2 separate regions of the Homo sapiens genome follow, and region 1 is linked to region 2. The links are chromatin loops, found by intact Hi-C in ENCODE. Cell type or tissue: stomach. All regions are shown on one strand. Region 1 overlaps LOC105369625 (a long non-coding RNA gene). Region 2 overlaps VWF (von Willebrand factor).

What was found. Peaks named below come from ENCODE experiments on the same cell type or tissue, not always from the same donor. Only the 100,000 strongest peaks of a DNase experiment are listed, where the experiment ranks them.
Region 1: it touches region 2 in a loop (4-fold over the local background); 108 of 110 quality-filtered maps call a loop at or near these places.

Annotation. Positions count from the first base shown.
Region 1 is chr12:6,272,085-6,274,584 of GRCh38, forward strand. The region is part of intron 2 of LOC105369625 (a long non-coding RNA gene); the gene reads right to left. Among named protein-coding and RNA genes, the nearest start is that of PLEKHG6, 37 kb to the right of the region's middle. In stomach, no CTCF peak of the experiment used is centred here; DNase peaks (open chromatin) are centred at 1,017 and 2,071; H3K27ac peaks cover 2,217 bases.
Region 2 is chr12:6,055,589-6,058,088 of GRCh38, forward strand. It overlaps VWF (von Willebrand factor), which reads right to left. Exons shown (of 52, transcript NM_000552.5): 14 at 2,261-2,456; 15 at 1,269-1,484. Among named protein-coding and RNA genes, the nearest start is that of SNORA120, 17 kb to the left of the region's middle. In stomach, no CTCF peak of the experiment used is centred here; a DNase peak (open chromatin) is centred at 1,003; H3K4me3 peaks cover 758 bases; H3K27ac peaks cover 76 bases; H3K27me3 peaks cover 2,266 bases.

The DNA of each region.
Region 1 (2,500 bases), 220 kb after region 2:
TGGTGAAACCCTGTCTCTACTAAACATACAAAAAAAAAAAAAAAATTAGCCGGGCATGGTGGCAGGTGCCTGTAATCCCACCTACTCTGGAGGCTGAGGCAGGAGAATCACTTGAACCCGGGAGGGGAAGGTTGCAGTGATCCAGGATCACGCCACTGCACTCCAGCCTGGGCGACAGAGTGAGACTCGGTCTTAAATAAATAAATAAATAAATAAATGTCATTCTGACTCGTGTTGAGCATAGACTGTGGGAGGTGGGGAAGGTGGGAGTTAGGAAACTAGTGAGGAGGGAGGAGGTCAAGCAGGATTCCAGGTGGGAGAGCCAGCTGGCAGCCGTGGACGGGGTGAGGAGTGGCTGGGTTCGGATCTGCCTTGCAGGATTTCCTAATGGATTGAGTGTTGGTGTGAGACAGAGTCAAAGGTAGCTGCAAGGGGTTTGGCTCTGTGCACCTGGAAAGGTGCAGTGTTGAGACATGCAGCAACAGCTCCCCACCCAACTCCATATTCCCCAGCAACCTCAGCAGAGTGAAAAATCCTGCTTCCCAATGACTCCAGCTGGAACATAGGGGAACACAGTAGGCACTCACCACTCATTGTTGAGTGGTAAATAAGTTTATTCAACAGATGTTTATTTCAACCTACTTGGCACCAGGCCCCATGTCTACACAGTGAAGACAGACACAGTCTTTGCATTTCTGAAGTTTGCAGTCAAGCTTCTTATCTGACGAAACTAAGGCAGGTAGAGAAATGAATGATTGGCTATGACGCCCCCCTTCCTGGGGAATGTGGAATCTTTCCCGAAAGTTTTTAGACCACAAGAATGGCCCTCTAAACTTCAGGTTTCAGCCTGGCTATTTCCAGGCAGGGCAGCCTTCTGGGTGCATCTCAGATTACACCTGGGAGGCCACCCCACCCACACATTCAGCCTGCCAGAGCCCTGACCACAAAAAAAGGTGTCCTGAGACAGCCGCCCGCCTTCCTTTTTTTTTTGAGACAAACTCCATCGCCCAAGCTGGAGTGCAGTGACGTGACCTCAGCTCACTGCTCAGCTCAGCACTGCTCAGCTCGGCTTGGCTTCCAGGGCTCAGGTGATTTTCCACCTCAGCCTTCTGAGTAGCTGGGACTACAGGCATGCATCATCACGCCCGGCTAAATTGTGTGTGTGTGTGTGTGTGTGTGTGTGTGTGTGTAGTTTTTGTAGAGACAGGGTCTCGCCATGTGGTCTCAAACTCCTGGGCTCAGGCAATCTGCCCACCTTGCCCACCCCAAGTGCTGGAATTACAGGCATAAGCCACCGCATCCAGCCTCCCCCTTCATTGTTGAGACATTCTCAGTAGCAGTCAGGGTCTCAGCAGCAAACAGAATGTATCCAAAAGGGGTGACCAAGGAGAATTCAACAGAAGAGCTTATTGTGGAGAGGTGGGCAGGGTTGAGGGAAGTCCACAAGGAACAAGGGACAGTGAGGCCCACTGCAGCCAGCAAGAGCCGAGGCCCCTCCCCTCCAGGGCTGGGGAGCAGGGGAAGGAGCAGGGAACCCGAGCCAGGAGACCTGGAGCTTCAGTGGGAGCTGCTGACAGGAGCTATGGCCTTCAGGAGAGGGAGGTAGCCACTGCCCACCAGCAGCCCAGCAGGGAGTGGGTGTCCCATCTACTCCCCTCTCACCCTCCGATTCCTGCTGGTGCCTCCTGCTGGCTGACTGGAACCCAGAGGGCAAGGGAGCCCGTCAGAAGCAGCGGAGAAGTCAGCCTGGTGGGCCCTGGGGCATGGGGAGTGGGGTGGAGTGTGTGTCTGCGGGGCACACAGGGAAGGGCCAGCACACGCTCTTTATCCCAGAGGCCCCACCTGCTTCCTTTGGTCAGGCTGGGAAACTGAGGCAAGAGCAGCTCAGCCTGAGGAATCTGAACTTCACACCAGGCAGAAGCCTGAGGGGTTCGAGCTGGGAAAAGGCACAACCACCATTATGCAGTTTGGGGCTGGTGGGGAGGGGTGTGGGTGTTTGTCTGGCTATCACCATGGCAACCACGCTAAGCTGCCATCTAGGTCAGGCCAGGGAATGGCTGGAAGTCACTTTTTCCATCACCTACCCATTCAGTCCCATCCCTCTTTCCTTCCTCCTTGGCCCCAAACAGAGTGACTTCCCCTGTTGCTCCATTCCCAAGCATGAGAACAATGGATGCTGCTGGCTCAGGGTAGGGTGATAAGCTCGGGCTGGCATACCATGTTGTGGGGGGAGGAAAATAGAGGGGAAGAAGTTACAGAGGGAGATGGCACAGGGGGTACCAGATAACCCAGAGCGAAGGAGGGAGGATTGCGGCAGATGGCCGCTGTCCAGGAGGGGTGACCTGCCACCTAGAACATTCAGCCTGTGGTCAGCAAGCAGCTTTCATTGGTGTGGTGACACCACAGCATACCAAACTCTGTCCTGCCCCTGCCCCTGCCAGTGGGACAAGGAGCAAGGCCCAGGATGGGAGGGGATTTTAGTATTCCCTCCTTGTAAATG
Region 2 (2,500 bases):
ATATGACATTTCTACAACTCAAAACATGAGTTGGCTCATTGGACCCAAAATAGTAGCACTTCTAGGGTCCCCATGCCTACACTGCTCCTGAAATATAGATGCTAATTCCTTTCACTGTTTCTCATAACTCCTCTTCCAACAGGACCATCTACTTTATATATATATATATGTATACACACACACACACACACACACACACACACACACACAGGGTCTTTCTCTGTTGGCCAGGTCAGAGTGCAGTGGTGCGATCATAACTCACTGCAGCCTTAAATTCCTAGACTCAAGCAATCCTCTTGCCTCAACCTCCCAAGTAGCTGGGACTACACCTACATTTTAATTTCTAAACACATCTACTTTACCCTAAAAAACAGAATATCCACTATGCCTTATTCTTAACAGAATATACTCGTCACTTCTATGCCTACTATGATTCTACCATTGGAAACAAGTCTTCTCTGCCAAGAAAGCAGCTTTTTAAAACCCTAGCCAAGTACACGTCCTCCAGAAAGCCTTCCTTGGTTTTCCCTGCCCTGAATCTACTCATCCTTTCACTTAGTAGGATAGGTATCTAGTAGGGCGGCCATTTCCATCTGTGACTCTAACAGTAAGTTTGGAGTTCCACATCATCACTGTTGCCCGACCACACTGGGCATGCAGCAAATGTCCCCAGAGCAATAACAAAAACAAAAAAGTGAGCACAATAGATACCACCTCTGGTGCCAGGAATCCAACAGTGCAGAGTGAGAATCTAAAGCCAACTGGGGACAGTGATGTAATTCACCTTTAGGTAACTTTATACAACGCCAGAGGTTTTGTCCATCGGTGGTTTGCCTGGAGTTACAAGCAAAGGGTTTGTATGTGAATTTCCCTTGCCTTCATCGGACTCTTAAGGGAGGCGGAGACCCAGTGGGATCTGGGACCCATTCGCTCCACAGCCTGACCTTCTGTGCTGAACGAACACTAGGTGGCAGCGGCCACGGGAAACCCAAGCTTTGCAGGGACCCCCACGTTCTAGGCCTCCAGGTAGGAGGAGCCAACCTGTCTTCCTGGAACAGGCCCGAATCATCAGCCGGTCCCCACCGCCTGTCCTGCTGGGAGGTGGAAGGGAAAAGTGGGTGCAAATGAACCGTCCTCCCCACCCGTGTTTGTCACAATGCCCTACGCCCTCTTTCCACAGGAAACAACGCAGAGAAAGGGCTTCGAAAAGCACACGTGGACGGATTTGGGGGGCGGCCCGGAGGGCTGCGGGCAGGGAGGGCACGCACCACAGCGGCCTGGCTCGCGCCACGCGACGCGCACGCCTCTCCCCGCGCAGGCCGCGGCATAGCTGGCCAGGGCGCCGCACAGGCACTCGCGGCCGTCCGAGCAGGAGCACACGTCGTAGCGGCAGTTCCGCAGGTAGGGCAGCGGGCTGACGGCACGATGGCAGGCCTCGAATGTGGGGGACGTCAGGACCGCGCACGCCTCCTCGGAGAACCTGGCTGTGGGGCGAGAGGAGCGAGCCTGGGATGTGGTGGGGAGGAGTGGGGGCCACGCCCTCCCGGTCAACACTCCCCTGGAAATAGCCCAGTGCTGCTAATAGAGGGCTGCAAGGTCACGCAGAGAAATCTGCAAATGCCACCCCCACCCCCAAGTCCATTTATCTTACAATCATCTAACGCTGAGTTTGTAAGCTGCTGCTGCAGTAGACTGGGAAGGTCGAAGGACGGGGACTATGGAATTTTTTTTTTTTTTTTTTGGAGAGACACGGTCTTGCTCTGTCGCCCGGGCTGGAGTGCAGAAATGCGATCTTGGCTCACTGCGGCCTTGCCTTCCTGGGTTCATGCAACCGTCCCACGTAGCTCCCAAGTAGTTGGGATTACAGGCGCGCCCCACCACGCCCGGCAAATTTATTATTATTATTATTATTATTATTATTATTATTATTATTATTATTTTAATAGAAATGGGGGCTCCCTACGTTGCCCAGACTGGTCTCGAACTCCTGCCCTCAAGCGATCCTCCCGCCTCGGTAGACTTTTTTTTTTTTTTTCTTTCCCGGGGGTTGGCCTGTGGCGGGCGCCCAATAAAGGGACTTTGAAGAGCAAATGGCCCAGTTCAGATGATCAAGTGCTGACGGTAAAAACAAAGCCCGACCCCTTTCCTCGCTCCCCGCCCCCGCCCTCCGCGGTGGGAGCACTGCCTCCGGAACGCACTGCACTAATGTGGAGACCTCGAGATTCTGCGAGGTCCCTGCCTTGCCCCCGGGTTCACATACTCATGCGCGGGTTGAGGGCGCAGGGATCGCTGTGCTGCTTCTGCAGGTCCTGGCAGTCCCCGTGCAGCTTCCAGGCGTTCCCGAAGTCCTCCACCCGGGGCTCCGCCAGCCCAGAGGGGGTAAGGAAGTCGTCGCCCTGGTTGCCATTGTAATTCCCACACAGGCCGCAGGTCTTCCCGGCATAGACGGGGGACAGCTGCAGGAGAGACCAGGCCACTCTGGAGCCGCTGCCGCGAAAGC